Regions from separate parts of the Mus musculus genome. Here all the other regions are linked to region 1. The links are chromatin loops, found by intact Hi-C in ENCODE. Cell type or tissue: heart. All regions are shown on one strand. Links, peaks and the distances in the headings refer to the core of each region. The heading gives the core; the rest is flanking DNA. Region 1 holds the start of Polr2a (polymerase (RNA) II (DNA directed) polypeptide A). Region 2 holds the start of Nlgn2 (neuroligin 2). Region 3 holds the start of Plscr3 (phospholipid scramblase 3).

Evidence for each region. A loop is a pair of places that touch in the nucleus more often than their neighbours do. Peaks named below come from ENCODE experiments on the same cell type or tissue, not always from the same donor. Only the 100,000 strongest peaks of a DNase experiment are listed, where the experiment ranks them.
Region 2: a loop joins it to region 1, with 4 times the contacts of the local background. A loop is called at or near these places in 10 of 42 quality-filtered maps.
Region 3: a loop joins it to region 1, with 3 times the contacts of the local background. A loop is called at or near these places in 10 of 42 quality-filtered maps.

Annotation. Positions count from the first base shown.
Region 1 is chr11:69,755,095-69,761,567 of GRCm38, forward strand. It overlaps Polr2a (polymerase (RNA) II (DNA directed) polypeptide A), which reads right to left and starts at 3,539. Exons shown (of 29, transcript NM_001291068.1): 1 at 3,037-3,539. The coding sequence starts at 3,129. It overlaps Slc35g3 (solute carrier family 35, member G3), which reads right to left. Exons shown (of 2, transcript NM_019871.2): 2 at 4,790-6,060. The coding sequence ends at 5,041. In heart, for the core only: no CTCF peak of the experiment used is centred there; DNase peaks (open chromatin) are centred at 3,177, 3,597, 4,037, 4,497 and 1 weaker place; H3K4me3 peaks cover 4,382 bases; H3K27ac peaks cover 3,810 bases.
Region 2 is chr11:69,834,606-69,841,078 of GRCm38, forward strand. It overlaps Nlgn2 (neuroligin 2), which reads right to left and starts at 3,179. Exons shown (of 8, transcript NM_001364137.1): 1 at 2,443-3,179; 2 at 1-72. Tmem256 (transmembrane protein 256) reads left to right here and starts at 3,920. Exons shown (of 4, transcript NM_026982.1): 1 at 3,920-4,044; 2 at 4,315-4,346; 3 at 4,583-4,663; 4 at 4,761-4,953. The coding sequence starts at 3,960. The coding sequence ends at 4,904. In heart, for the core only: a CTCF peak has its summit at 3,238; DNase peaks (open chromatin) are centred at 1,526, 2,156, 2,756 and 3,836; H3K4me3 peaks cover 4,066 bases; H3K27ac peaks cover 3,119 bases; H3K27me3 peaks cover 1,586 bases.
Region 3 is chr11:69,842,813-69,849,285 of GRCm38, forward strand. Plscr3 (phospholipid scramblase 3) reads left to right here and starts at 3,805. Exons shown (of 8, transcript NM_023564.4): 1 at 3,805-3,879; 2 at 4,096-4,263; 3 at 4,523-4,761; 4 at 4,845-4,887; 5 at 4,991-5,211; 6 at 5,402-5,563. The coding sequence starts at 4,257. In heart, for the core only: no CTCF peak of the experiment used is centred there; DNase peaks (open chromatin) are centred at 3,609, 4,299, 4,659 and 5,254; H3K4me3 peaks cover 2,754 bases; H3K27ac peaks cover 2,588 bases.

The sequences.
Region 1 (6,473 bases), core at 652-5,651:
AAAAAGGGTTCCTATTAGTAAATATTTAGGTGACTTTCAATTGTCATTTTCAAACAATCTTAAAACGTATTTACCCAAATCATTTTAATTACATGCAAATCAGCACCAGGATCTACTTGGAATGCTAACAGAAAGTTAAGAAAATTAATCCTCCAACAGTGGCAGGCTATTGAAGTAAAACAAAGGGTAGGGGGTTACAGAACGAAGGATGCTATTTAAATGGTCAGAGTAGACATCTAAATACAGAACACACTGACATGAAGAGCAGGCAATAAGGTCTGGGCAGTGTTATTCTAAGCAGCAGAGACTGATTAAATAGCCCCTGAAGCAAGAATAAACTTGCAGTGTTAAAAGCTAAGCAGGTCAGAGTTGCAAAAGGAAACCAAGAAGGGCTAGAGAAATGGCAGAGTGGTTAAAAGCACTTGTTGCTCTTGCAGAGGACCTAGGTTTTATTCCCATCACCCACATGGTGGCTCACTACCTTCAAGAATTCCAGTTTAAGGGGACCCAATGCCCTCTTCTGACTCTCAGGCACCAGGGACACATGTGGTGTACATACATGCATGCTGGCAAAACATTAATAATACTCATAAAATAAATTAATCTAAAAATATTTTTTTAATTTACCAGGAGACTGGTAATAAGATGGAGAGGCAAGCAGGGGCAGAATTTCAAGGAGTCTGGATCCTCCTGAGAGGATGCCATGAAGGGAAGGACCATGATGAAAACATCTCTACAACTACTGGAAGACTGAGGCAGGGCTACTCAGAACAGAGGTCAGTGGGTAGGTACCATCGTAAAGGTAAAGGCTGGCCTGGCCAGGTGGTGGTGGCAGCACTTGGGATGCAGGTCTCTGTGAGGTTGAGGCTAGCCTGGTCTACAGAGCAAGTTCCAGAACTATACAAAGAAACCCTGTCTCAATTTAAAAATTAAATAAATTCTTGGTTTGATGCTGGGTCAAGAGATACATATATTAAAGACTGAATGATCTCCAAAAAGCTAACCAACTTATTCTTCTATCAATAATGCATGAGGTCACTCATCTTCTCATTATTTTTGCTACCAGATTAAGAAACTCTTTTTAACTTGTTATTAGGAAACCTTTAAAAAAATAAAAGATTTATTTTATGAGTACACTGCTGTTGTCTTCAGACACACCAGAAAGGGGCATCAATTTCTATTACAGATGGTTGTGAGCTACCATGTGTGTGTACTCAGGACCTCTGGAAGAGCAGTTAGTGCTCTTAACCACTGAGCCATCTCTCCAGCCCCACCCCACCCCCTTTTATTTTTAATTTGTTAAAGGAAAAAAAAGTCTAACCACGCCAGGTGAGATGGGCTTATGCTCTCAGCACTCAGAAAGGTAAGGCAGAAGAATCACCATTTGCAGGGCAGCCTGAACTGAACAGCAAGATTCTGCTTCAAAATACCAAGAGCTTCAAATACATGTAGCCAAGTGGTCAAGAGCACTTGCCTAGCATGCACAAGGCTGACTTTCAGTCCCAGCAAAATTCAGCCTGGGCTATGAGCTCCAGGATAGCCAGTGCTACATACAGAGACCCTGCTTCAAAAGCAAAACAGAACAAAACCCTGAAAAATCAAACCCTGTCCATCACAGTACAAATTTGTTTCCCAATATACTTATTTTAGTTCTGTTCTAGAGCCTCTGATAAAAGTGGCCCATGTCTGCCTTACTCTTTTAGTACAATGCTTAGCTTACTGTAGGATCATCAGAAAATTTACCTTTATTTATTAATGTAAGGTTTGTCCTCTGGTATCAGCTCCCCTAAAATCCTGTTCTTTCTTAATGTTTTATTACTTTAATTATCTGGAATTTATTTTGTGTCGGTCTGTGAGGTCTTGGATGTCCAGAAACCTGATGTAGGGCTTTGTTTTTTTTTTTTTAAGATTTATTTATTATATGTAAGTACACTGTAGCTGACTTCAGACACTCCAGAAAAGGGCATCAGATCTCATTACAGATGGTTGTGAGCCACCATATGGTTGCTGGGATTTGAACTCATGACTTTCGGAAGAGCAGTCAGTTCTCTTACCTGCTGAGCCATCTTACCAGCCCTGATGTAGGTTTTTCTGTTTTTTCTTTTGAGTTCTGCTATAGTTGAGCCCTTACCCCAACAGGACTGCCTCAGTCTAGAATCAGCTGTTTAATTCCACTCTCTATTCCTCTCAGGAGGAAGAAGTCCAAGTCTCCAAAAGCTATCCCTTGTCTATCCTCACCCACTTCACATCAGCTCTTTACGGAGCTTCTGTACATGCGTGTGTGTATAAGTTACTACTGTCACCTTTATAATTACCCAGTGGTTTCCTACTGAAAACAGAAATTTGGACTCTCTAGAGCGTAATTTACAATATCCCGTGCTTCTTCAGTGCACTCTCCGCACCCACTAACCCTGCCTGCCCCAACACTGGCTTTTCAGTCTCTAGAATACAAGTTTATTTCCCTCTCAGTCCCATGACACTTGTTTCCTCCACCTAAAAAAATAGCTCTGATGACTGATATTACTTGGGAATGTCACCATCCCTGGCAAGTATGTCTTCCAAACCCTGACACCATTCAATTTCAGTGACTTCTTACAGCATTTCCTCATTTTGCTTTAATCTAGGTACTTATTTTTGCTCATTTCTTTTTGTTCTTAAGCTCTCTTCTCTGTTTTTCCCATAGTGTTTTAGAAGGTAGAGTTTCTGTTATATTTATTGTGCAGCTGTGTTCCTAGTGTCTGATTACTGTCACATAGCAGGATGCTCAATATTGGTGAAAGAACTAAAACTGGGGATCCACTTCCTGTACAACTTTCAACCCTGTCTCGTTGAACCGCAGCAATGCTCAAGTATGGAAACATCTTTCTTCTCTGTCCAGTCAAGCACTCATCTCAGGCATAGCATTTCGCTTGTTTAAGTCCTGGCATAATTTAACTTTTGAAGGCTGGACCCCCGCACAACATCAGCATCACTGACCCATCTTCCCAGAGGATCATCAGCCAAAGGCATAGCAGAGAGACGGGCGGACTATCTTACCAATTCATCCGGACTCAGGACTCCGAACTGCACTCTCTTGATGGTGCGCAGCGGGCATGCGCTGTCCCCGGAGGGGGGGCCACCCCCGTGCATGGCGAGGCAGGCGCGCTGCGCAGGCGCAAACCTCGCTACAAAAAGCCTGCGCCACCGCCGCCTAAGTGCTCAGAACCCGTCCGGGCGGCCACCAGGAAAGACCTCCCGGGATAGGGAGGGAAAGGCTGGAGGAGGGAAAGGTGGGGGAGGGGGGAAGGGGGGGGGAAGGCAGAGGAACGAAAAGGGCTGAAAGAAAGCCTTTTCTCCCTTTCCGGAGATTCGTCGGCTCCCAAAAAGGAAACAAAAGAAGGGAGGAGAGGAGGAGGTTTTGGGAGGGAGGAAGAAGAAAAGGGGTAACGAATAAATAAGTAACCGGGATCCTGAACGGCAGAGGTTACGGCAGTTTGTCTCTCCCCCTTCCGGGAGCCACCTTCTTCTCCAACCGTCCCGGTCGCGCTCTCGGCGCTTCTGAGGAGAGAACTGGCTGAGTGACGCCCTTTATAGATTCGCCCTTGTGTCCCGCCCCTTCCTTTCCCGCCCTCCCTTGCGCTACGGGGCCGCCCGCACCGGCCTACACGGAGCGCGCGCGGCGGAGTTGTTGACGCTAGGGCTCCGGCTCCCTGGTTGGGTGTTCTTTCTGACGCGACAGGAGGAGGAGAATGTTCCTGGTCCTGTCGTCCTCCTTTCGGGTTTCCCGTGCACTCAAACCGAGGACTTACAGAACGGAGGATAAAGTTAGGCCATTTTTACTCAGCTTCGGAGTTCAGGCTCATTTTCAGCTAAAGTCTCTCATTAGTATCCCCCCACACACATCGGGAAAATGGTTTGTCCTACGCATCGGTAATGAAGGCGGGGCCCTTCGGGTCCTCCGGAGCGGGTTCCGGGGGTGGGGGGAAGGAGGGAGGGACGGGACGGGCCTCGTTCATGAATATTCAGTTCACCGCTGAATATGCATAAGGCAGGCAAGATGGCGCGTCCAATCAATTGGAAGTAGCCGTTATTAGTGGAGAGGCCCCAGGACGTTGGGGCACCGCCTGTGCTCTAATAGCTTTACGGAGCCCTGGCGCTCGATGTTCAGCCCAAGCTTTTCCCGAGCCCGGAGGCCTATTCTGAAAGTAGAATGGCTGCTACCCAGGAGCCGCAGATCACGCGACCGTGACAATCTGAGAAAAGCAGATTAGCGGTGGGGCAGAATAGGGATGTCTTGGGGAATTCGGGGTCAAGGAAACCCTACACCTTTCAGACGACTTCAGAAATAAGGTGGCGGCTGAGTGTTTCAAGGGAATCTCCCAAAAGAGCATGTTTCCACTCCTTTTCAAAGCAAAGCCAACTGCTCAGCCAACCACAGTGATTCATTCATGCTTGATGTCAGCGTTACATCACCGCTCGGACAGGGAGCACCACCACTGAGGAAAGCAAAATACCTTCCAAAGGAAAGGAAACACGCCCCTCCCCCAGTGCTGGCTGTTCGCCTGACAAGCTGCATTCTTCGTTCTTCATCTCCAGCGCTCTTCTCTTTCCTGCCTGTGGGATTAATCCCCTTGACCCACTACCAGGCTTCCTTAGTCCTCTGGATCTGAGACCTCGCTGCTGAGTGATGCCCTTATTCCCTGTTCCCAGCCCCAATTCCATACCCTGGTTCCTGTACATGCTCCCGGTCTCTCCTCTCCACTTAGTCCCAAGTCACCCTTGAATCCTAGGGCATCTCTCTCCACACCAGTTTTTTGCTTTAATATATATTTTTTATTTTGTGTGTAAGCACGCCACAGCGAATGTATAGAGAGAATAATCTGTAGGAGTCGGTTCTCTCCATCTACCATATAGATCAGGCTTGGTAGCATTAGCCTCTATCTGCTGAGCTATCTCACTGGTCCTCCACACCAGTTCTTTGCCAGGCATTTGTTCTCCCATGGTTTTTATTCCCATCTCTCCTATTTACCCCTGTCCCCCCTCCCCCCCTCAAGTTTGATTTCATTCCTCCGTTTGCCCTTCCTTATCACAACTGAGGTTCTGGGCAGTAATGATGGCAATGCTGCCCAACACAACCCCTGCTCCCATGATGTCAGAAGGTGCCACGGTCTCATAGAGCACGTAATACTGCAGCATGAGGGCTACCACGACCTCAGAGTGCAGGACAGCACATACCAGGGCAGGGTGGGCCTTGGTGACTGCATAGCTCACACATACAAAGGAAACCAATGCAAGGAGCCCCACTGCCACCACACAGCTCCAGCTTAGAGTGTCTTGGGGTAGCACAGGGGTCTGCAGCACAAAGAGGCCTGGTACAGAGACCATTAGCCCCACCAGGCCAAAAAGGAAGGCCACAGTTGGTAGACAGGAAGGGAAGTGTAGAGAGCGGTAAATCTGCAGCCCCAGTGACAGTGCCAGTCCTCCCAGGAAAGCCAGTACATAGCCCAGGGCTGTGTAGAGGCCAGTAGTCCCTTCTTGCAGTGTCCCTAGTCCAGGTCCCACGATGATGATTAGCCCAAGGGTGCTGCCAAACAGGCCACACCAGGCATAGCCACTGAGACCCTGGCTCTCGAGGCAGAGTGCCAGGAGGGCAGAGCACACGGTGGAAGAACCTTTGCGGACAGTGACTGCGTTGCCGGCAGGCACCACCTGAACAGCACTGTAGGCGCAACCAATGCTGAGGACATTAAGAATGGCATGGAGGAAGGCCCGAACCCGAACATCAGGAGGTCCCAGCAGTGGATCACCACGGAACTTAAGTAACAAGGCAATGGGGAGGTGGAAGAGGCATCGGAAGATGAGCAGCTCCAACGAGGGCAACTGGGAGGTCTGGTAAGCCATACGGGAGAATGGGCCCACGAAGCCAGCAGACAGGCCTCCACCCAGCAGGGCCACAAACAGGCCTTTGGTGGCATTGGAGGGCCCACAGCGATGGTGATGTTTGGAGGGGAGGCTGGCTGGAGTGGAGGGCGGCGATGGCTGGGTGAAGTCAGGTAGGTTGAAATAGGGATGACTGGCAGCCTGTTAGGGAGAAAGGAGCTTGGACAGGAGAGCAACCACAGCCCTGGGGTAGGGTGAGTGGCAGGCTGAAACCTTGGACCCTTCAGGATAGTAGAGGAACTCATAGGAGCTAGAAAGGGCCTGAAGATGGATGAAATGATACAGTGTGGGCCTTGAGGATCTAAAGCAGGAGGCAGGTAGTGAATAGTCCTGGAGCCTCATGTTTCTCTGGGTAGTTAGTTGTTCCTGGGTGGAAAAAAGAGGACCCAGGGATACTCTGTTTGTTTGAGGAATGGGAGTTAGCTTCAGATGCTGTGTGTATCCATATCATGTCACAGGCTCCAGGAACTTTTGGGTCCACCATTATGAATTTCATTTGTTAGTATCTCCAGGACCACTGGGAACTTTAGAGGAAGAAGGGAAGAGGAGCACCT
Region 2 (6,473 bases), core at 922-5,921, 80 kb after region 1:
TATTTCTCTCCATGGAGGGGGTAGGGGGTGGGGAAGGGGAAGAAGGTAGAAGAAGGTGCTGGGAGGCCCGACCTGCCGGGTGAAGGGGAGAACGGGGACCCGGACAGGGTGTGCAAGATACAGACAGACAAACAGACAGAAAAATACAGAGAAGTGGAAGAAGGGAAGGGAAATTGGATGGGGAGGACGGAAAGGATGGGGAAACAAGAGACAAGTGGTTAGTGGCTTGAATTTCAGATCGAGTTACCCCCTTTCTCCCACCCGCAGGCCCCCTGACATCCCCTTCCCCCAGCTGCCCTCTTCCCTCCGCAGAGACACAAGTTGGGGGTGGCGTCAGATGTGGTAAAATGTCCAGGGCAGGGTCGAGGGGGGGGAATCCTAGACTCAGGGTGCCTCTTTCCTGCCTCTATCCCTCCCAGGCAGGCTCTCCCTAGGGACTCAGGAGTCCCAGTCCCCACTTCCCTGAGAGAATGAGATAGACAAGGAAGAGAAAATAAAAATACCAAGTCATTAATTAGCAGGAAGTGGCGGGTTTGTTTATACGTGTTAATTACTCCTGAGCTGTAATTTCATGGCGCTGAACCCCCACCCCAGGCCAGCCTCTGGGCCTTCTCAGGACTGTACAAACCCCAGTACCTTCTGTCCCCATCAGTGTACCATTCCCTAAAGATCTGTGCACTTGGGGTCCTTTTCTCCCCAGGCCCTTCCATGTCTTCCCTTAGAAGTTGGGGTGTCTATAGCCAGGGGTTAGAGTGAGTAGGGGATGCTGAAGGGGCAAATCCAGGGACAGATGCATGATCCTGCAGCCGGTTGCTGGGCGACAGGATGCTGCCCCGCAATGTTACCTCGGCAACGGGCTGCAGCTTTAACCCTGGAGGGGGGTGGTCTAGAGGAAGAGGGGAAGGGGCTTGCTTGGTTGCTGAGTCCCTTCGGGCCGTGAGAGGGAGGACAGGGACAAGAGTCAGAACGCTAGTTTCACCCAATCTTATCAGAGAGGAAGAAATATGTATATATGAGGGGAGGGTAGTCTAGGCGAACAGAGAATCCTAAGAGACATGCCCCTCCCCCCATCCTGCTTAGCCCCATCAGAGCCTAACCCTACTGACCAGGTCTTTGGCAGATGGGGAGGGGGGATAAGAGAAGCAGTACTGAGGTTGGCTTCTCAAATAAGCTTACTGACACCCCCCCACCTAATCTGGAAGAGCCTTGGACCCTGGCTGAGGTCTTCTTTGCACAGCATTTTGACCTATGTCCTGAGGCAAACCTCAGATATCTTCTCACCCCAGGAGCACCCCCTCCCCTTCCCAGTCCCCCTCCCCCTTGCCAGTCCCCAGTATTACTGCTGCCCTGGTACCCAGGCAGCAGGAACAGGACCAGTAAAAAGGTAGGCAGGGCAGACACCCAGGTCATTTCAGTAAGCCCCCCCTTGGCACCCCCCCCTTCAGGACTGTTTGCTGACGCTGGGCTTTTCAGAGCCAGGCGCCAGCCCGCGGGTGGCTCTCTGCAGGTGTCAATTTATTCCAGAGATGAGGACACAGGAGTCCTCACCACTCACACCCAGTCATGCCCTCCCCTTTTCAGGTCCTTTTAGGCTCCTGTTCTCCCATCAGCTGAAGGGGGGGTTGTAGTTGACCCCCCCCCAATCTCTTTTTCCTATGCCAGGCTGGGCCTTGCTATCTCTTCCCTCTTCTCCCATCATGTCCTGCCTCAGTCACCCCTTTCCCTTAAGGTACTTTGGGCCCCTTGCCTCCTCTCCTCTAACTAGCTTTTCTCTCTTCCCCTCCCACTAGAGCCCCCCCCCCCCCATCTTTCTCCTCCGAACAGGGTCCCTTGGAGCATCTTTCCTTGGCCTTAACTGGCTTGCTCCAGCTCTTGCCTTCAGTCTCTCACCCCTCAGTCTTTTCTCATTTCTGTCTCCTTGGTGTTTCTCATCGCTCTCTCCTCCAAATACCTTCTCTGATTTTCTCCCTCAAGTGCTCTCTCTCTCTCTCCTTTTTTCTATTACTCTCTCCCCCATTTTCTCTCTTCATCTCTGTCTGCCACATCTTGCTCCCCCCTCCTCCCGATCCCTCTGCCTTGCTCTTCCATTCCAGCCCAGGCCCGACTCCCCCAACCGGGGAGAGTTGAGGGACGGGGGCTCAGGCCGCAGCCCCCCCCCCTTCCTGCAGTGGGGAAAATGGCTTGGCCGGGAAGGGGAGAAGGAGGGGGAGGGGGAGATGGGAACACACGGGGTCTGTGGGCCCATTCAAAGGATCATTCATGGACTGGAGAGAGGCAGAGACAAAGAGACCAAGACGCAGAGACACGGCGAGAGCATCCTTAGGCGGAGACACGCAGACAGAGCAGGCTGAGGGAAACCAGGCGCAGGGAGGAATATGGGAAGAGGAAGACCCCAATGGACCGCCGCGCAGCCCCCTCCACCCAGCATGGCTTAGCTCCTACCTGGATCAGCCCTGGGGCCGTGGTGCCTCCATCCAGGGCTCCGAGCGGGGGGCGGACGGGTTTCAGAAGGGGGGCGGCGGCCTCTGAGCCCCCGCGGCCCCGCAGGCCCAGCCCCCGCCTGCAGCGCCTCACCCGGCGGGGGAGGGGGATCGCCCCAGCCCCGGGGGGCGGGGCCGGAATCCAGTCGATCCCCAGGAAAAGGAAAGCTAGGGTATAGGGTCAGAGAGAGCTCAAGAACAGGGAACCCCGCAGTGGGAAAGGCTGAGCCAGGAGGGAGCAATGGGACAGGACTAGATTGGAGATCCACTGGTTCTCTGGGATGGCTTCGAGGGACCAGGAGGCGGTTCAGGCGACAGATCCTAAGGGATCGGGTGCTGGAGGAGGAGTCCACGGCAATCCCTAGGGGCCCGGAGCCCCGGAGCGCAGAATCCGCGGTGCAGGGGCAGGGATCCAGCCGGAATCCTCGGGGAGGGGGAGGGATCTAGTCGATCCCGAGGGCGGGCGGGAGGGAGATCCGGGGAGTCAGAAGAGGGCGGGGGCCGAGTCCCGAGCCTCGAGGCAGAGGTCGGTGCGGCTCCTAGGAAGGAAGGCAAGGGCTAGGGGAGGCTTTGGGAAATGCTCAGTAGCCAGGAGGCCCGGACTCCTGGCTCTGCGCGCCAGGGCCCGCCCGCCCCGCGTCCATCCCAGCTCGAGAGTGATGATCCGCCGGCGGAGCAGCCGCAGCAGCCCCGCGCGTCACCGCGCGGCCGCCTCCCCCGCCCCCTGCCGAGAGAGCGGCGCACACCCCTCGCTTGCACCCGCCTGCCCACCCGCCCTCTGGAGTGTGGGGGGGGATTGAAGACAGTGAAAGGGGTGGGAGTGGACAGACGGACGGATGGACGTAGCGAACTAGAGCAGGGTGAAGACATCTCTCCCCCCGCCCCCCCGGATCTCCCACCCTCTGGGCTCTCCGGGTCTAGCAAGGGGGAGAACAGCTGAACTATAGAGGGCAGGGCATCACACGAAGAAGGCGGGGCCTCTAGGCACAGAGGCGGAGCCATCGTGGGATGGGAGGGGTTTGATGGCAATAGGTGGAGCTTAGAAATCCGTGGGGCCGCCCCTTTTGAGGAGTGGGTCTGGTTTGAAGCAGAACAGGAGGAGCCTGTAGAAAAAGGGGTGGAACTTTGTGGGGGACCGATATCTTTGCAAATTAGCTGGAGGTGTGGGGTTGGGGTGTCGAAGAGGCGATCAACTTGGAAAGTGGGCCAATCCGTGACGCAAATCCTCTAGTCCCACCCTCAACCCCGCCTCCCACTGCTCCGCTCCTCCGCTCCTAATTGGTTCTAGTTTCTCCGCCCGCCAGACATCTTCTCCATTCAACAGAAGTTTTACAAAGGCGTCTGTAAGGGAACCGGGGCTCTGAAATGAACATAGCCCTGATTGGGCATTTTTGGACCTTATTTGCATGGGCAATCGGGATTGGCTGGCTTGTTGGGTGGTCAGGGCGGTGTTGGTTCCGCGCGTGACCACCCACAGCTATGGCCGGGGTAGGGGCTGCTTTCCGCCGCCTAGGTGCCTTGTCCGGAGCTGGGGCCTTGGGTTTGGCCTCCTACGGGGCACACGGTCAGGGGACGTGGGATGCAGCTGGGCTGGGGGCAATCTTTGGGATCTGGTGCGGGGAGGGACCTATAGGAAGTGTCTTGTCTTTTATGGAATAGAGATCCCTTGGAACCCCGAACCTTCAAGTTTGTCTTTAGGTCCAAAAGCGTCTCAGTACTACATCTGTTTCCACCAGTCAGAAGCTTCCAGGGATGCAGTGTCTACTTAGGTGCCCCTGGGGTTTGAGAGGGTCTAAGCCAATACAGTTCTGATTGGTTTTGCATCTCTCTACAGGCGCTCAGTTTCCGGATGCCTACGGGAAGGAGGTGAAGTAACAGTTCTGGGACTCCTGGACTTGGCGCGATGTTTGGGTGTCCTTAAACTGGGAGGGGGTGGGGAGATGAATGGGAAGGCAGTCAAGTGTAGGTCTCTACTGCAAGGACTGCAGGCCTGTGGCTTGAAGACCTGGGGGAGCAGCAAACTGAGCCGTCAGAGGTGACAGTGTTAATGGACTTCGGTCCTATGTTGCTTAGAAAATCTCTCTCTTCTCTTTTTCTTACAGCTCTTTGACAAGGCCAACAAACACCACTTTTTGCACAGCCTGGCCCTGTTAGGGGTACCCTCTTGCAGAAAACCTGTCTGGGTAACCAATTCCCTTGCCTAATTTAAATCAAACCTCATTTACTCCCTCATGTTGCTTTGTTCTTAAAATTCTGTATTCTGTTCTCTGCCTCTTCCAGGCAGGATTACTGTTAGCTTCTGGAACTACCTTATTCTGCACCAGCTTCTACTACCAGGCTCTGAGTGGAGACACCAGCATCCAGACTCTGGGGCCTGTGGGAGGGAGCCTGCTAATCTTGGGCTGGCTTGCCTTGGCTTTTTGAAGTCTCTTGTTTAAGCGCCCAGTCCTGGCCTTTCTGGGTAATTGGGCGCAGAGGGAAGGAGCCAATGTTGAAGCAGAAAAGAAATTAAAAGAAAAAGGCATATAAAGAACTTTGGTGTCTTTATTCATCTAACATTGAGCAAGGGAGGGCAGAGAGTCTACCTTTGAATTTGCATTTCTAACTACAAAGATCCTCTGGTTCTGGAATTCCAATCTTTACAAGGTGTTGTAATTGTGTGTAGGGCTCATAAAGAGCGCTTGAACTAATGGAGCCTCTTACCTAAAGAGCACATGAGGGGCTGGAGAGATGGCTCAGTGGTTAAGAGCGCCGACTGCTGATCCTGAGTTCAAATCCCAGCAACTACATGGTGGCTCACAACCATCCGTTATGAGATCTGACGCTCTCTTCTGGTGCATCTGAAGTCAGCTACAGTGTACTTAGCTTTTATAATAATAAACAAATCTTTTTTTAAAAAACACATGGGAATGTAGATTTTAGTAATTTCATTCATGTAGTTCATTGGAGTTCCCCTCCAAACTCCCCCATATTGAGGGTTGACCCCAGAGCCTTGGGAATGGTGGGCAGTTTTTCTTCTGTTGAGTTGTATGTCCAGGTGCTTCCTTCCTTAGCCTCCTGGTTGCTGAGATTACAGGTGTGTACACCCACCTTTGTTAGAATTTCGTTACGTGAGGATGGTGAGGTTTAGCCCTGTTATTCCAGGGATGTTCTTTTCCACAGTGTCCACCTGGTGAAACAAATGTTTTCCATGCCCACACAGTTGAGAAGTGAGAGCCATGGCAATACCGAACAGGCATGCAGTTAGTGTAAACTGTGTTGGGATTCAAAACCCAGATGTATTGGACATCGAAAAATGTTTTGCAGTGCTTGAGATGATCCTTAAAGGAGCCCTAGTGTGTGGAGGACATTTCAGTGAACGGAGAGTGAGGAAGACCTGGGGAGGGTTGGATCTTCCTTGCTAAGTTTGAACTAAGATGGAAAAAGAGACACAATTGCAAAGCATACTTGACTAATTCTCATAGAATGGCGAGAACTGACAGACATTTAAGGGACATTTAATAAGCCAGTGTTGATGGGGTGGCAAACACCAAGGAGGGCCAACATGGGCAAGACAGGTGCTGTCCTTTCTCTCATGGAACGCCTTACCTGCTGGGTTTAAAACAACTAAACGTGGGCTGGTGAGATGGCTCAGCAGGTAAGAGCACTGACTGCTCTTCTGGAGGTCCTGAGTTCAAATCCCAGCAACCACATGGTGGCTCACAACCACCCATAATGAGATCTGAAGACAGCTACAGTGTACTTACATATAATAAATAAAATAAAATAAAATAAAGTTAAAAAAAACAACTAAACGTGGGGCTGGAGAGAAGGCTCAGAGGTTAAGAGCACTGGCTGCTCTTCCAGAGGTCCTGAGTTTGAATCCCAGCAAACACACAGTGTCTCCCATCTATAATGGGATCTGATGTCCTCTTCTGGTGTGTCTGCAAACAGCAACACTGTATTCAGATATATAAAATAAATAAGTAAACCTTAAAAAACTATTACTACACA
Region 3 (6,473 bases), core at 1,470-6,469, 89 kb after region 1:
GAGCTGCAGGTTCCTACGCTGACATTGGTTTGGTTTGCATCTTAGCTACTTTTCTGTGCCTGTGGTATGACACCATGGCTAAGGCAATTCATAGAAGAAGGTTTATGTAGGGCTTGTAGTTTCAGAGGCTGAGTCCATGACCATCATAGCAGGGAGCATGGCAGCAGGCAGGCAGGCAAAAGTGGTACTGGGGCAGTAGCTAAGAGCTCACATCTCCATCTACAAGTACTAAGCAGAGAACTAACTGGAAGTGATGTGGACTTTTGAAACCTCAAAGCTTTCCTGCACTGAAACTCCACCTCCAACAAGACCACACTTCCTAGTTCTCCCTAAACGAACAGTTCCACCCACTGAAGAACAAGTGTTCAAACATCTGAGTCAATGCGAGCTTCTAACTGAAAACGTCATTGTTCGTGTGAAGTGGTCTCATGCAGCCCATGGTGGGCCTCACATTTGCTGTGTATCCATGGATGACCTTGAACTTTTGATCCTCTGCCTCCATCTTCCAAGTGCTGAGATTATAGGCCTGGTTTATGGAAATGTCTCAGGCCCACTCTGAGCAAGGGTGTGCATTAGTGAGAGAACGCCAGGCATGACAGCAAGGCACAGGCATCCAGGGCTAACATACGGAGTCTATGGGTGGGAGCCAGAGGAAGGGATCTGTGGGCCAGAGCTTTCAGTGGGGCCCAGGGCATTTCCCAGATCTGTTAGTTTCCCATAAAGGACTGAACTGCATAATTTGAAGGGAGCACAAAGCCCAGGTAAGGAAGGCAAGCAAGGATTTGGTTCACCAGGCTTCAAACCACAATGAAGTTGTCAAATGCTTCACAGCCTTCACGGGGCTCTGTCTAAAACAGGATTGGGTTGAGAGTGACCTACTACATAGGTCAAGAGGATGATAAAACTTGGACAGGGCCGGGCAGTGGTGGCACAAGCCTTTAATCCCAGCACTTGGGAGGCAGAGGCAGGCGGATTTCTGAATTCGAGGCCAGCCTGGTCTACAGAGTGAGTTCCAGGACAGCCAGGGCTACACAGAGAAACCCTTTCTCAAACAAAACAAAACAAAACAAAACAAAACAAAACAAAACAAAACAACCAACAACAACAAAAAACGTAGCCAAAGGCTGGAACACAGCACAGGCACACATGTGCTTGTGCCCCAGCTCGGGAACACACACACACACACACACACACACACACACACACACACACACACTGGGTGAGGGAGCTGTGAAGATAATATTGTTAGGAAGAATCCATTTGGGTCAATTCTTAAACGTGCCAGGGGCAGGTTTCTTTTTCTTTTGTTTTCTTTTGTTTGTTAAGTTTTATTTATATGAGTACATTGTAGCTGTCTTCTGACCAGAAGACAGAAGAGGGCATGGGATCCCATCACAGGTGTTCTTTTTTCAAACTCCAGCCCCCACCGTGTAGCCTGGCTGACTAGAACTCACTATGTAGACCAGGCCGGCCTTGTCTCTGCTTCCTGAGTGCTGGGATGAAAGGTATGAGCCATTATGCCAGGCTGTAGTTAGGTTTATTAGTGGAATGAACAACATAGCAGGGCAAAGTGGTGCAAGCCTTTAATCTCAGCACACCAGAGGTAGAGACAGGTATATCTCTGTTAGTTGGAGGCTAACCTGGGCTACATAGTGAATTCCAGGATAGCCAAAGCCACATAATAAGACCTGTCTTAAACAAAAGACTAGAACATTCTCCTCTCTCATCTCCTAGAGTTCAAATCTTCCAAGATGTTCAGATTCCAGGAGCAAGAGAGATGGCCTAGGGGATCAAAGCCCTGACTGCTCTTCCAAAGGACCTGGGTTTGATTCCCAGCACCCATATGGCAGCTCCCAGCTCTCTGAACGTCCAGTTCCAGGGGACGCGACGACACCTTCTTCTGAGCACTGCATGCACCTGTTATGGAGTCATACACTCGGGCATGACACCCTATAGACATAGTAAAATTAAGAATGCAGACCTCGCTGTTTCTTGTGAGACTATGCCGGGGCCTAGCAAACACAGAAGTGGATGCTCACAGTCAGCTATTGGATGGGTCACAGGGCCCCCAATGGAGGAGCTAGAGAAAGTACCCAAGGAGCTAAAGGGAACTGCAACCCTATAGGTGGAACAACAATATGAACTAACCAGTACCCTGGAGCTCTTGTCTCTAGCTGCATATGTATCAAAAGATGGCCTAGTCAGCCATCACTGGAAAGAGAGGCCCTTTGGACTTGCAAACTTTATATGCCCCAGTACAGGGAAATGCCAGGACCAAAAAGAGGGAGTGGGTGGGTAGGGGATTGGGGGGGTGGGTATGGGGGACTTTTGGGATAGCATTGGAAATGTAAACGAGAAAAATACCTAATAAAAAAGAAAGAAAGAAAAAAAAAGAATGCAGACCTCAGCAGTGGAAACATGGCCCTTGTTGGTAAGACCACCCATTGCTCTGTGCTCAACCTTACACTGAAGTGGGCTTATTTGGCATTTGGGGACAGTTAAAGCTTCCTTCCGCTCATTTGCTGGGTTTTCAGCACTAGTAAGAAGTACCCCCAAAGGAACGGGATCTTAGAGGTGAAAGGTCAACAGAGAGACCAAGATATATGAAGCCAGGGATTGCACGGGCAGGCAGTAAATGACATAGCACAGCAAGGCAAGGGGGAGGAGGGGTCTGTGCTGTGCAGAAGGGTCTCAGAGGCCTAGCATGACTCAACTTGCAATTTTCTCCTTACATCCTATCTCTGAGGCATAATGAAGTCATGTTCCCTCATATACACATCAACACTGCCTCACTGCCCTGGTCTCTGGTGCAATCCACCACAGTAGGACCAGATTTCTGTAAGAACCTCTCCCTTACCTTGGCCTGCCCACAGCCTCCTGGGTTGTTCTGACACAGTAGTTCTCAGTTTAGGCTGTACAATAAAAACTAGAATTCTAAGAATCCCTAGTCTGCACCCCAAGCACTAATATACAATTGATAGGAAGTTAAGACCCAGGCACAAGTGATGGGCTAGTTTCGGCTTTGTTTCTTTAATATCTCCCCTAGTGACCCAGGTCACTCCCAAGCTGACCTGGAACTCGCGATCCTCCACACCTGCCCAGATACTATGCTATCTTCTTTTGAGGAAAGGAGTCTTTTGAGAGAGTCTCCCTATTGTAGCCCTGACTTGGTCTGGAACTATGTAAAACAGACTGGCCTCATACTTGTGACTCTCCTCTTGCCTCTCCTTTCCCAAACGCTGGGATTGCATGTTTTGCCTCCATACTGGGGAATGGAGGGCCTGTTCTGTTCAAGTGTCTTTCCCTGAGCCTTACCTCATGCACATTCATTACTGTTACCTTTTGAAAGTCTGTCACGCGTGTAATGGGCGTGCCTGAACTGAGAGGTGACTGAGTGGGTCAACGCTGTGACAGGGGGAGAACACAGCGAGGTCGCCCTGAGAAGAACACCGAGCCAAGTCTGGGAGGCAAGGAATGAGTGTGAATGGTGTTCCGCTGCGTCAGCGAGGCCCGCCCCGCCCTTGGGAGGAGGATCCCGGGGACCGGAGCAGCCACGCGGTGGGGAGGCAGAGCAGCAACCCGCGGAAAAGGCGAGGGTCTTGCTGCTGGGGATAGGGCCGCAATCACCCTCCAACAGGCCAGGTCTCCAAGCCTCTGCAGTCGGAGCGGAAGGGGCGGAACCACGGTGAACAAAGCGCACAAGGTCCAAGGTCCGCGGCCCCGGGGGAGGAGAAGCGCCTGCTTTCTGCGCAGTCGCCCCGCCCGGACTGGGGGGCGGGACTTAGGCGACCCGGGGGTGGGGTCAGATCTGGGCCCGCCTCCACCAGCGCCTGTGAGCCCCGGAGTGCGTGGCCCCCCGACTTATTCTGGGGGCTTCAGGTGAGCCGGACCATAGAGGGGTTAAGGAGACTTTCCTCGGGGTCAGGTCATCTGTCTGACCTCAGGACCATCTGCCCTGCCGTCTGCCAACAGCCATCTCCGTAGAAAAAATGGGAGAACAAAGGGAGGGGGCGGTCCTGGGGCCCCTAAGAAAATTCAGGGTCCTAGGTACCCCGCCCCGCCCGCTGACACTTTCGGTTTCTCCCCGAGTCTTAGGTGCCGCCCTAGAGACCCTGGGCCCGTACTGGGCGCAGCTACCTCTTCGCCTCTGCCTGTCCGTCTTTGTTTCTGTGTCTGTCTAGCTGTTCCCGAGCTTGTCCCACTCCAGAACTAAGTCTCCCCTACGCCAAAAGCCCAAGACTCCCCTCCTGATTCCCATGGCAGGTACGTTGACGCTAGGTTGGGGTCTCCATTATTCCCCCCTGCCCCCACGAAATTGGGTGCCGGGTGTCGAACACATTCTCCAGGAATGTGCTCAGACTGGCTGCGTGGGGCCCTCCCTTCCTCCTGGGGAGCCACCGCCCTGCCCCTCCGCCCCATCATTCTCTGCCTCTTCTTACGTTTTCCGCGGGTGCTCCTGGTCCTTGGGCTGTGAAAGAAGAGTCCACAGATAACTTTCTAATCTACTCCTGCTCCCCTACAGGCTACTTGCCCCCCAAAGGCTATGCCCCTTCACCCCCACCTCCCTACCCCGTGCCATCTGGGTATCCAGAGCCGGTGGCTCTGCATCCTGGACCGGGACAAGCTCCAGTGCCCACCCAGGTGCCTGCCCCTGCTCCCGGCTTCGCTCTCTTCCCCTCGCCAGGCCCAGTGGCTCCAGGGCCTCCTGCTCCTTTCGTGCCATTGCCAGGGGTGCCTCCTGGCCTCGAATTCCTAGTGCAGGTGAGTGAGAGAGAGGATGGCTGGGAGGAGAACTGAAGTTCGAGGTGACGGATAAGGTCAACGCTGCTCTTAACTCTTTACAGATTGATCAAATCTTGATTCATCAGAAGGCTGAACGAGTGGAAAGTGAGTAGGAGATGGATGGAGCAAGATGGGCTTCATGATCTTTATGGCAGTGGTTAGCTTCTGGGCAGGTGGCCCCCGAGCCTCAGCGTGTTGCCCTTCCCAGCGTTCCTAGGCTGGGAGACCTGTAATATGTATGAACTTCGCTCCGGAACCGGACAGCAACTGGGTCAGGCAGCTGAAGAGAGCAACTGTTGTGCCCGCCTGTGCTGTGGTGCCCGCCGACCATTTCGAATCCGCCTAGCGGACCCTGGGGACCGCGAGGTGCTCCGGCTCCTCCGCCCACTTCATTGTGGCTGCAGCTGCTGCCCCTGTGGTCTTCAGGAGGTGGGCATGGCAGGTTTTGGGGTGGTTGGTGGGCAGTGTATGGTAAGCAGCGCAGAAAGAGTTGTGGCTTTAATAGGAGTGGGGGCGGTTTAGTTGAGGGTCTGAACAGTCAGAAGACAGCTGGCACCAGTGAAGAGCGCTGGCCAAGGTGTCCTGGCTTGACAGTAATCCTGTCTGCTTCCCTTTCCAGATGGAAGTCCAGGCTCCACCTGGCACCACCATTGGCCATGTGCTACAGACCTGGCATCCCTTCCTTCCTAAGTTTTCCATCCTGGATGCTGATCGCCAACCTGTTCTACGAGTTGTAGGGCCTTGCTGGACTTGTGGCTGTGGTACAGACACCAACTTTGAGGTATTATGAATTAGGGGGCGGTGATTTCTAGGCTCTTCACAAACCAAGATTGGGGGCGATGAGCTGGCTCAGAGGGTGAAGGTACTTGCCACCAAGTTTGACAACCTGGGCCCTAGCCATGAGTCCCATATTGTAGAAGACAGTTCCTGCAAACTGTCCTCCCCACACACATGCCATGGTGCACGCAATCAATCAACCAAGCAATCATTCAATCAGTCAATGTAATTAGAAAAACAAGAAGAAAAGGCAGTAGCCTCCGTGCTAACGGATGACTTAAGGTCAAGACCTGTCTGAAACCAAAAATGTCTTCTTCAGTCCAAGACTGCATGTTCCCTACAGCCCTGCAGGGCCTTAGGGAGCATCTGAGGCCAGCCTGCATCTAAAGTGGAGGACTGTTATCTCCCAGTCTTCCACTGCATACATTTGCCATGGGCTCGACCCAGGTAGCCCCTGTGCTTATCTGTAAGCATAGACCCTTTCATAATTTAACCCTTGGCTTGGCCTGGAAACCTAGAAGTCCAAATGACCCATCTAACCAGAAGTCCAGGTGATGTCCTTCTCCCAGAGACTTCCTCTCACCAACCCAGGACCAGAGGAACCCAGCTGGTAAAGACTCCAGAGTGAGGGTTGGGAGACTCTCTGGCTCCTAGCACTGCTCGGACTCTTGAGTTCTTTAAGGGATGAGTCCCCATTCTGATAAGGGAGAAACAACAGGTTTCATCCAGTAGAGGTGCTTCACCTAAGGTTGCCTTTTAAAAAGTGAGTCACCTTAGTAGTCAGAGGCAGTTTTTGTGGCCGAGAACCGGTTGGAGAGGAGATAATTGTGTGATCTCCGCGATGGGAATGTGTACGCTATGGGGTTCTCAGGGAGTCAGTGTCCCTTTCACACAATCCTGAATGGTCCATGCGT